2 separate regions of the Mus musculus genome follow, and region 1 is linked to region 2. A link is a contact called in ENCODE POLR2A ChIA-PET data. All regions are on one chromosome and are shown on one strand. Each heading gives the region's core, a stretch centred on a gene start or an enhancer-like site at or near the end of the contact. The rest is flanking DNA. Distances are from core to core; before and after follow the strand shown.

What was found. ChIA-PET counts read pairs that join two places held with the same protein, here RNA polymerase II (POLR2A).
Region 1: POLR2A ChIA-PET joins it to region 2 with 14 read pairs in Patski. The contact joins the promoter of H3c15 here to the promoter of Otud7b in region 2. POLR2A ChIA-PET finds 5 or more read pairs at or near these places in 3 of 5 experiments (Patski and embryonic stem cell).

The regions. Positions count from the first base shown.
Region 1 is chr3:96,234,911-96,240,976 of GRCm38, reverse strand. It overlaps H3c15 (H3 clustered histone 15), which reads left to right and starts at 1,850. Exons shown (of 1, transcript NM_054045.4): 1 at 1,850-2,498. The coding sequence starts at 2,036. The coding sequence ends at 2,446. H2ac19 (H2A clustered histone 19) reads left to right here and starts at 603. Exons shown (of 1, transcript NM_178212.3): 1 at 603-1,198. The coding sequence starts at 727. The coding sequence ends at 1,119.
Region 2 is chr3:96,102,247-96,108,215 of GRCm38, reverse strand. It overlaps Otud7b (OTU domain containing 7B), which reads right to left and starts at 3,689. Exons shown (of 12, transcript NM_001025614.1): 1 at 3,397-3,689. Gm30044 (a long non-coding RNA gene) reads left to right here and starts at 3,860. Exons shown (of 2, transcript XR_375856.2): 1 at 3,860-4,028.

The sequences.
Region 1 (6,066 bases), core at 601-3,100, 130 kb before region 2:
GAGCTTCTGAGAGCCATCAGGACAAATGATAGACAAAAGCAGCAGCGTAAGGTTTACTTTTTAAGTTATTTCGATTCCTTATGTACAAATCTGAGTGGCAAAAAAATAATTTTAGTAAACCCCAGGCGAACTGTACTTGGTCTTTTCAAGCACTCTCAGATGTGTATGGATTAAGAAAATAACCTTTAAATTTAACGATTTTAAAGTAAGGCTCCCAGCGATAAACGCTTAAAATGAAACAAGTAGGTTTTACACTGTTTCAAGTAGAAAAATAAAGAGGCTATGAGAATTATCCGCTACTCCTTAGGTATAAAAAACTAAATTTCCAGTATTCCTCGAAGGAAAACCTACACTTAAGTAAGTGATTAACTCAGGCCCTCTTGGATGCAGGGCACACTTTGCCAGCTTCCAGAGCAGGAGAAACAGCGAGCAAGCCCAGCCGCCCGGCGACCCGCGGAGTGTCGCAACGACGGCCGCACGCAAATGAAGCCACCGAGCACGCGCGTCGTGATTCGCGCGTTCCAGGGCGGCGCCGGGGCGAGGGAGCCGGTCTTATGTAAATGAGAGGCTTCTGTCCGCGCGCTCCTATTGGCCACGGCGTCAGGACGCGTGTGAGCCAATGAGAGCGTCGGGCGGACAATCGGGTCTGCGTCTATAAAAGGGTGAGGCGTCGGCGCCGGAGTACCGTTTCCTGGTTGTGGCCGTTCGTCTGTTTGCGCTTTCGTGATGTCCGGTCGTGGCAAGCAAGGAGGCAAGGCCCGCGCCAAGGCCAAGTCGCGGTCTTCCCGGGCCGGGCTACAGTTCCCGGTGGGGCGTGTGCACCGGCTGCTGCGCAAGGGCAACTACGCGGAGCGTGTGGGTGCCGGCGCGCCGGTATACATGGCGGCGGTGCTGGAGTACCTAACGGCCGAGATCCTGGAGCTGGCGGGCAACGCGGCCCGCGACAACAAGAAGACGCGCATCATCCCGCGCCACCTGCAGCTGGCCATCCGCAACGACGAGGAGCTCAACAAGCTGCTGGGCAAAGTGACGATCGCGCAGGGCGGCGTCCTGCCCAACATCCAGGCCGTGCTGCTGCCCAAGAAGACGGAGAGCCACCATAAGGCGAAGGGCAAGTGAGGCCACTGCTCGCGTCGGCCCGCGTCTCTGTGATATAACCCCCGCGAGCTCCTAAAAAGGCTCTTTTCAGAGCCACCCACTGAATCAGATAAAGAGTTGTGTCACGGTAGCCGGTCTTGGTGGCCTTTCCTGGCCCTGCCCCAAAAGTAAGAGTGTCGTGTCCTCTGCTTCCTTGCCCATCCTGCCCGTGGTTCCCCCTGGTAGTTAGTCTGTTGTCGCTCTTTGGTTCATGCCCTGCCTCGGCGGAGCGGATACGCGGTTCTCGCTGACCGTCCCAAGCATTTAGCCCCTATCTGCCCACACCCTTGTCCTACACAACACTGTCCCTCACTCAGCGTCCACCCGCCTGACCCTTCCCAGGACTAAGACTCAACTAGGACGTCTAGGCCAATCTAGACATAAGTCGCAGTCAGCCGCGCTCTCGTCCGGTCCTTGGGGAATGTCTAGGAGGAGGAGGTGTCCCGCGAGGACTGGACGCGGCCGGCTCTAGGGATCATGGGGGACTGGGGCTGGGACTGTGGCTGTGGCTGGGCGGTGCTGCACAAACACTAGATTAGTTCTGCCCTGGGACTTTGGGCGGCGGGCGGGGGCGCGCGAGCTCCTCTTGGGCAGAGCCGGGACCCGCCCTCTACGGGCAGCTGCCAGACGTGGCTCCACCCTCGCAGAACGTTGGCAAGTGGACCGGGCGCGGGGCTGGACGTGGGGGGCGGGTGGGGGCGGGTCAGGTGGCGTGGCGGGCCCGAGCCAATGGGCGAGGTCGGGGCCGGTGACGCCACGGCCAATGGCGCGGCAGCGCGGGAGTTTCAAGTCGCTGTCTCCGCCCCGCCGCGGGGAAGACTGCGCCTATAAAGGCGGCCGGCTCGGGCCGGTATCAGGTCCCCGAGTGCTCCTCGTTTGGGTGTCTTCCGTCTTCGCCATGGCCCGTACGAAGCAGACTGCCCGCAAGTCCACCGGCGGCAAGGCCCCGCGCAAGCAGCTGGCCACCAAGGCCGCCCGCAAGAGCGCCCCGGCCACGGGCGGCGTGAAGAAGCCGCACCGCTACCGGCCCGGCACCGTGGCGCTGCGGGAGATCCGGCGCTACCAGAAGTCGACCGAGCTGCTGATCCGCAAGCTGCCGTTCCAGCGCCTGGTGCGCGAGATCGCGCAGGACTTCAAGACGGACCTGCGCTTCCAGAGCTCGGCCGTCATGGCGCTGCAGGAGGCGAGCGAGGCCTACCTGGTGGGGCTGTTCGAGGACACCAACCTGTGCGCCATCCACGCCAAACGCGTCACCATCATGCCCAAGGACATCCAGTTGGCCCGCCGCATCCGTGGGGAGCGCGCTTAAGCGCCCTGTCTCCCATCCATTCCCCACAAAGGCTCTTTTCAGAGCCACCACAGCTTCCCGGAAAGAGCTGTTTACTTCGCTTAGAGCTTTGTCCGCACATTATCCCGCTCCATAGCTCTAGGTTGGTATCTGACTTATACCTGTTATGTCTACATAATGGTTGCTTTCAAGGAAGGTTTGAATGCCCTTAGTGTAAGTTGTTTAACGTTAATTGCGGTCTTATTCAGACTCCTAGCTTGTTAACCCGAAGTAGGTTCACCACCTCAGTCTAAGGGGAGGGGATAATCTTACGGAGGGTTGGGGCTTGGTGGATACTATGTAATGTTCCTACCCAGCTGGAGCAGAGAAGGCTTTGTAAGTAGCTGAAGGCTGAGATCTAGCTTACAGCTCATAATTACATCACCAGACTTCTGGACGACTGAAGATTATTGTTGCTCATTTAATGCAATGTCTGAGGCTTACGGGGCTCAACGTCGGTGGTAAGTGGACTATGAGTAATATCCAGTGATAAAGCTTTGTTCTCTAACACTTGATTAGAAGACCTGCTAGCTACTTGGGATTCAGCATTTATTGCTATGATATGGTTCAATGGCAATTGGGTAGTTTTTCCTCTTACTCCTATTAATTTACTTCAAAATGACAACTCCATTCCCCCCTTCCCACTTTGGCAGGCACCTTTCTGGACCGAAATACACTGGATATCAAAGGGGAATCCCTTTACAATTCCTTAGCGTGAGGACAGTCTTTGCAGGGGTGGGTGTCGGACCTGAGACTCAAGAGCACAGTAAATACCTTATGGAGATCACTGTCATGGACCTTCCTTTCGGTTTCTGCCGGAAACTTCCAGAGAGCAAACTAGCAATAGTTAAAGCTGTGTGGAGACAGCCCATTTGTCCCCAGCATCTTACTGAGCTTTGCCTCAAAGGTTGGGCCCAAAAGTTCTTAGAACTAAGTGATTTTGGTCCATCAAAGCTCTTAGTGGCTAAGCAGACCCCCTCAGCATGCAAATTTACTCCATGAGTTGAAACTAAGGCAGATTTAAAAGCAAGATATCAACCAATTTAAATACAAGAGCTCTGGATGCTGACAGGCTGTGTATGTCATGGTATGTAAGGCAGTCAGGGATCCCTAGCGTAGGAAGGAGAGCTATGGCCTCCCTTTGCTGTTCTCACTTTTAAGGTCGCCTTATTCTCTCTTAGGACTTGTGAGTACTCATTGGCCAAACTCAAAGACTCAAAGGACATGGGAGAGAATGGGAAAAGGAAAAGGAGGGGGCAGTTTATACTAGGCAGGGCAGGACCTGGCTGATATTAGACAGAGGAAGTCTTCTAGGTTAATCTCTGATTTCCTATCACAGGTAAGCCTTTGATGTCAGTGACTTGCCTGCCTCACAGTCTCCCTCCCGGGGCTGCTACTCAAGAGTTGTGCACCTTGACCATGAGTGAGTTAAGTCAGGTTCTCCTCTAAGTTGCCCTAAGTCTTCTTTCACTGGGGAAGAAAACCAGCTGACAGTACAAATCAGTGTGCGGAAATACAGATTAGTGGACCAAAACTCCTCTTAACCAGCCTGGAACCAGGCCTCTCCAGGACACCGCTGCTTAATGCAGTAGCCACCTTAGGGAGCACATACATACATACATACATACATACATACGTACATACATACATAAACTTGTAAAAGAACATTATCATAATCTCAGGTGTTTCCAGGAAAAGTCAGCCACAGAACTGGCATTATTAATGGATTGTGGGTTTTTTGGGTTTTTTTTGTTTGTTTGTTTGTTTTTTACAGCTGATGGTAACCTCACCTTGTAGGACAAGGGTAGACATGGACACAGGTAGAGTGAGGCTGAAAGGGGCTCTTAAGAGTTTCAGTTAAGCAGATGTGGTAACTTGGCCAGTTGGAGAATGGAAGAGAAAGGAACTTTAGGCCTGAGTACTTCCCAACCCGTGGGTCACAACCGTTCCTTTGGGGGCCAAATGGCTTCTGGGTTGCCCAAGACTATTAGGAACACAGAGATTTACATGATTCATAACAGTAGCTAATTTACAGCCAGGAAGTATCAATGAAAATAATTTTGTGGGGTTTTTTTTTTTTTGCGGGGGGGGGGGTCACAACATGAAGTGTATTAAAGGGCTGTAACATTACGATGGGTGAGAACCACTGAGCTAGAATAAGAGTAGATTTGAGCAAGGCAAAGTGATTCAGTGGAAAGCAATTGCTTCTAGAGCCAAGAAGATATACCAAGTCCCTCCTGACCCAGAGACTGAGATTCCTTCTATCTAGAGAACACTATTCTGGGAGTTGGGAATTTTAACATATTCATTTGGCTTAGCCAGACAAATTTGTGGAGAAGCTCTCAGCAGATAGCTAAGGGGATAACAGAAGCAGCAGACTAGAAGGAGTCCCTCCAGGAATTGGAAGAGGAGCTGGACATACGGCTCAGCTGTGAGAAGCACACACTGCCCTTGTAGAGAGCCCCGTCCCAGCATGCATGTCAGCCATCTCTCAACCACAAGTAACTCTAGCTTTGGGGAATCTGACACTCTCTCCTGGCCTCTGCAGCACCTTCATTCACACACAAGACAAAGATTTAAGTACTCAGTCCACATTGAAAAAACAAACAAAAACGATGGGGGAATTCCTAAACTAAGAAGGATAGCTGGAGAGAGGTGAAGAACTCCAGGAGAGAAGATGGCTGAAGGAGGCAAAGGTGGCATCAGCCACGTTGTGCACAGACCCTCAGAAATGGGAACAGCATGCTGCTGCACCTCCATGTCTGCCAACTGCTGGATTATAATCACAGCAACTTTACACAACAGACAAGGAAAAGTCTGAGTACTTTGCCCAGTTTCCCACAACTAGTGTCAAGGACAAAATATTTAAGTGACCCCAAAGTTCATATACATAAGAAGAACACCTTCCAACAGTCCATATTGGAAGCTCAGAAGGGAAATGGCGAAGCATATGGTGCCAAGGGCTAAGGTGCCTCTACTTCCGTTAACTATTTGCTTATCTGTTCAACTCCATAAACACGTAGGGGACATGTTTGTCACTCCCATGCTTTAAAATCTTTCCAGGTTCTCTTTCCCTTTACAATGAAATCTTCACCATGTGCTGAGGTGCAGAGAATCAGAAACTGGGTGGACAGCACAGGCTCTCAAGCCCTGGCTCTGCCTCCTACCCTGCATGCCTTTGGCAGAGGCTACGTTTTACCAGATTCTCATCTCTAAAGTGGAGGCAACAGATGGGACAATGGTGTGTGGAGGTAGTTAAGGAAATAATTTCCATAGTGACAAACGGGTTATAAAACACGTCACTCATTGTTAAATATTCAAAAAGTAAAGTTATGAAGGTATGCTTCATTTTCACCCTAAATCACATGCTTACCTCCTTCTGTCCTCCACCCCTGACTCCCTCTGCTGGCCTTTGACTAGATAAATTCATAACATATTCACCTTTGATTGAATGTAAAACTCACATCTCAACTTAAAGGAAGTGAGTGGTAGTTTATTCTGGAGATATTTTGAGCAACTATGGCCTGAGAACATGGGATTAGGTTACTCCAAATTCTATATCCCAATGTGGAATCTGATTCATGAAGTTTTATAATTTTACA
Region 2 (5,969 bases), core at 2,440-4,939:
ACATATATCTTTCACCACACTCAATTTGTTTAGTGCTGGGAACAGAATCCAGGGATTTCTGCATGTTAAACAAGCATCCCCAGCCTCTCGGAAAATCTTTTCTTTTATTCCTAACACAGAGACCATTTTTTCACTGACTTCAATGTATATACTTATAGGTAATGACAGAGAAGTGACTGGGCAAGGTCGCACCACACTGAAAAGAGAAGAACTGAAGTACATCTAATTTCACAGCCTGTGCTTCCACATTGCTAATCCATACCCTCCCAAGGCCATTTCAAAGCATACTAACTCTGTCTAATCTTAATTCCTTGTGTTGCTTCAAGTTGTCTTCAGCCCACCACACTCCAGTTCAGTACATTACACTTGGTTTTGTTTAGACAGTTTTCTACATTTAAAGAGTCTAAACATTAAAGTGTCTTACATTTATGTCACCATCATCCTCTGCCCTTCTCCATGCCCCAAGTATCACTTCCCTGTCCCTCAGTCCCCACTCCAAGGGAAAAGACATCTTTTTTGCATCTTTCTATCTCCCCAGATACTGGAGCTTAAAGGTCGCTTTATCCAAGGGAGTGTTCAATCATTATTCAGCAAGAATTTTCTTTTTAAGTTCTCTCTTCTATTATCTATTAAAGAGTGAACTGAATTTAAAAATTCATGAAAAAAAAACTGCCCTGTACAAAATTTTAATTGTATGAATTTATCAGGCATTAAAATTCCAGTCTGCTATCTCACTGTCTTTACGTTCCATAGAAAATATATTTCTGAGACCACATTTGCCAAGATTAATTTTTCCCCCTTTCGTGGGGTTAAGTGTTTGTGGTAAGAACACTTCCTTAGACACACATACTCATGCATACAGTCTCTCTGTCTCTGTCTCTCTCCAATAGTCTCAGCCAGCACTGTTAGAATTTGGGAGCTCAGAAACTTTAATAAGCAGTATAATATCCCCATAACAAAGTAGATATTTACTTTTGATACTAAACTTTTCCACAATAACTCACCTGGCTGCATATAATGTACCTCAAGTTTCTAAGAAGTCGTCTAAGAACTGAGACTAGCAGTGGATATATTGAGCTGCTTGTTCTAAACTCATTCCTAGGTTTAGTCAAATGCTTCAATCCATACCTGGTAGAGTAACGTATACAGTTCAACAAAAGGAAGTTAGATATAAACAGAAATTACCCATGTGTCATAACTATGATTGGCACCAGCCAACTCCCAGGGATTAAGGCAACTATTAGCAGTTAAGACTCCAAGAAGATACGTGTGATTTTTTTTTAAATCCCATTTTAGACTCCAACTGAGATGTTTTTCCACTAATAGGTAGAAGGATGGGGAGGAAAAGAGAGATTAAAGCAATTATTACTTCAAGAACACTTCCAAATTAGTGACATAACTCCATCACAGCACATCTAACACTGCACATCAATCGTTGGTCACCGTGCCTTACACAACTCATCAGAACCCACTGTTGGCCACCCTGCCTCATACAACACACCAGCCTTGTTTCTTTGACAAAGTTTTACTTTTTTTCTCTTCCACAGAGAAAGTCCCTGGTACTACATGAAAGGGATAAGACAAACCAGAGCACTGAAAATAAACAAACAAATTAGAAGTAGTTTGGAAACTACCTACCATCTTTACTTCCCACTTAAACATATGATGTCCAAAACAGACATCTATTTAGTTCTAAATTATTCACGTTAATGGGTAATGATTGGCAGAAAGGTGCTGATAATCCAAAATGAGAGCAAAAAAATCGAAAAAGAAAAATCTATTTTTGTTTTGGAATATGTGTCTTCAGCATATTTACCTTCTCAATTATGCCTAGCATGAGCTAATATTTGTGTTCATGTGCAATCTCTAAGTACACAGAAACCAGCCTGGATTACAAAGGTGCTCGAAAGATGCCAGTTCACGTAAAGTCAGAACAGACTGCATTCAGTGCTGTACAGGAGGAACAGCAATTTCTTTTATTTTACATTCTCTTTAACCTTCAAAATATCAATAGACTAGCACAGCAGGTTAGTAAACTTAAAAGACCTGCTTGAAAAACAATGAGGGTAAAGAACATAATTAATTCCTCATTGTTTACCTAGAATGTGTTCCTATGTAAGTTATATACTGCCAACATTTAACTACAAGTCTGATTCTCCCTGGCAGACTTCTCCATCCCTCAGGAACAGAATCTCATTGACTAAGAAACACATTTCCTAAATGTCTTTTTAGATATGCAACATAGAAAAAAATAAAAAATAGAAATTAGCTACTCCTTTGGAGTCTTCTTACCACCACTTCTCCTTATTTTTCTTATCCACCTGACAGGTTTTGAGACACAAAGGGATCCAGCATCCTAAAAGACCTAAGTATATTGTAGGAAAAGCCAAAGACCCACAAATTACCAGCTTCTAAATAAAACACCCTATGTAGTATTCACAAAAAGATAAAGAAAGCCAAAGTCAAAGCGGGTTAGCGATTGGCTTTGCAGTCATGAAAATTCCCTAAGGGGAAAAAAAAATTTGGGGGAGGGGGAATAACCTCTTAGATCAAATCTCACCAGTTCGCTTCTCTCAACTTCCCCATTTTTACATGTGTCTTGTGCCCAGAAAAGACACCTATGTTAGACTGACACTCTATCACCAGAGAAGAGAGACAGACTCTGAGGGCTGGTCCTTGTGAGCCGACAGGCTAAAAATACGCCGGCCCAGTAAACAAATCCCATTCCATCTCAACAGGAGCCACACCGTTAACCTAGTAATTATGAGAAGAGTGCGATCACACAGCCCCCAGCTTACTCATCATCAGCTTCTAAAGTTTCCATCAGCGCACAGAAACTTTTTTTTTCTGAAGTCCATAAGCCTGCCCTAGAATTTCTACACCTACACTCACCACAGTCTCTCTCTCCTCTCTCCTCTCTCCCCTCTCCCTCTCTCTCTCCTCCCTCCCTACCCCCCTTCCTCCATTACTGGACGCACCTCAGTTTGGCTATCGTTAAGAACAAACTTGGCTTTTCTTTTTTACTTTTATAGTGACTTTAAAAGAACTTTATCCTACTTGGGGGGGGGGGGCTGCATCTAGACCACCCTAAAACTCCGCCATCCGTCTCCCAAAGTCTAGCTGACAAGAGGGGACTATCCAAACTGCCCAGCACAGCTGGGGAAGGGACAGGAACCGCCGGCCAGGGCTGAGAGCGCAGGACGCAGGTGAAAGATTGGCGTGAAGGAGGAAGGTGGGGACCAAGCAGAGAGCGGGTGCTCAGGGGGAGATGGCTTCAGGTGAAGTCTCGTCAGAGAGAGTGAGCAGTGGAGCTCGACGACGCAGAGTTGGGGCGCTGGAGAGGCGGGAGGAGCGGGGAGGAGATGGGGAGGGTGTCAGGGCTGGGGTCTCCGTTACCCTCGCGACTCTCGGGGCAAGGCTCTAGGCCGGGGCGGAGCGCGGGGCCCGGCCGCCTCGCCTCATTCCTCGGCAGTGACCCCGGGGTCCAAGCGGCCCCTCCCCCGACGACGATGGAGGCGGAGGCGGACACTGCGACCGCGGCTGTTGCTCTCCACAGGAGATAGAGCTGGAGCCAAGCCGGGACTGACCGGAGCTGGCCTCTTCCCAATGGCTTTCCGCCGGCTCCTCCACACCGGGTCGCCACTCCGACTCCAGCGGCTGGTTCAGGATCGGTGGCTTTCGGCCGTCCGGCCGGAAACAAGCGCCCGTTTCCGGCCGGAGCGGGTTGGCGGTGACACCCTAGCCGCCCCCGGGCCTCCTCCCGCCCGGCGCGGCCGGCCCCGCCCCGTCCCGCCCCGCCCCTCCCCGCAGCAGCCCCGCCCTCGGGACCGCTTTGGGGCTGTGGCCGGTTTGGCGCTTGCCCGGCGCGTGACCCCGCGCGTTTTTGGCTCGCGTCCCCGAGCCCCCGGGCGGAGGCACTTTTGAGCGGGAGCTGGGAGCTCGGCATGGACTGTTAAGACTTTGGGGTCGCATCAGTTGGCGCCAGCCCTAAGGGAAGAAATGGAGACTGGCGGAGTAGCTTTCGAAAGGTGAGAAGGATAAAAATACTTGAGAAGGTTGAAATTCTAGTTACTCCACGCAATCCTGGACCAACCAGACTGAATTGAACATCGCTTCTTACAAACCAGCCCCACCCAGCTATGCATTCCCCTTGTTCCTTCACTCTTGACGTGAACGTACCCTTTGCTATATTCACTTGCATAACAATACTCCCTTAGTAACATCCCTGCCACAGTCAGTTTTTTAGTTAATGTTGTAAAAACACATTGTCAATGTGTTTTTACAACATTACAGCATAACTCAATGCCTTTACTTATTGAAGCCCTACTGTTGTAAAAGCACTGTATTCTGGAAGACTGGAAATAGAAAACGCAACAAGACATAAATCCCAAGCATCAGCAATCTAACAATTTAGTATTAATAGAATTCACTGAAATATTTTATATAAAGCAAAACAAACATATATGTCACGGAGGTTACAATGAGCTGTGCCTAGGAGCACACAAACAAGCCATCTCAGCCTTTCATGTTTGTAAAGGAATATGGACTGCTTCCAGAAGAACTACTTTATTGAAAACACAAAAATGGGCCCAGCTTATGCTATACTCTAACCAAATGAATCCTAAAATTTAACTCAGATCTCTAGAATCCACACATTCAAGGCAGTGTTTATTATCAAAATTATGTTCACTGGGTTTATGTAAAAGCATAATGCAGTTGGCTCTTCATTTTCCTCAGTATTCGCTGAGAATTTTGGTTTCTAATGGGGAAGGATAGAGCACAGAATTATCCAGACTAGGAACTGACACCTGAAACAGGAAACCCACTGGAAAAATACCCTTAAGTTTAGAGTTGAAAGTTTAGGGCTGAACCTAAGGCCACGTATACATGTCTCAGCCAAGCAAAGTAGCTGGTGCCTTTGGAAGATACCACAACTTACAATGCAACTTAGCAAGCCAGAGCTTAGAAGATCCAGGGAGTACCGATTGCAACTACTATTTTGTGACAAATTTGAGAAGAGGGTAGGATTTGGTCTCACTGAATTCCGTAGATCATACTAGCCCCTGCTGGCTAAGTCTGATGTGGGAAGGCAGAACTCTGCAAAACTGAGAGCTGCTTTCACACTCATCGATTAACTATGTTTAACACACTTTCACACACTCCTTAGGACCAGGTATGGAGCTCAAAGGCTCTCTCCACCTTAAGTACAAGGCAGAGGGGTTGGTTTTGTTGTTGTTGTTGTTTTGTTTTTGTTTTTGTTTTTGTTTTTGTTTTTGTTTTGTGGCAATGACCACAAAAAGTGGTCCAGATTAAAAAGTTGAGCCAAGTTGCTGGTCAAAGCCATTTAAGCGATCGCACATTGTAGGCCTGCCTGGAAATTTAGGGATCAGGAAGTGATGGGGTTGCCATTGCTCTGTGCCTGTTTCTTACTCCGACCATCCATCAGGCATTGTTGTTTGTGTAATTGCTCAATGGGCTACTTGTCTTGGCCAGCTCTGTCTGTGTGGGTAGCAGTGTGGTCAGCTGGGCTGGAAGCCAGGCCACCTGGGTTCTGGTCCCAGCTCAGCCAGTCCCTAATCCATTAAGTGACTCCCTTCCCATTCCTATGCTGTCCGTTTCTTTGCCTATCTAGGAGCGGCTTCTCTTTCAGTGTGCAGACACTGTCACAGTGTCCGATGCTCCGAAAGCTACCATCTGATAGTAAATAGTCACAGCAGCCTGAGTACAGCGGAGTCTCCCCCCCCCCACCCCCAACCAGGTAGAATAGTATGGAAAAATCATCAAAGAAAACCCCAGCAGTGTGCACAAGGCCACGCCCCTTATCCTCCACAAGGCCACGCCCCCATCTGCCGCTCAGCTCACTGTTCTTTTCCACCCTGACAACTGTTTTTGTTTCCTTGTCTTAGTGATTCTAAGCTTCAAGAAGCTCCGGGAGCTTTAACTTGCCTTTCACCAACGCTGCTCCAAGG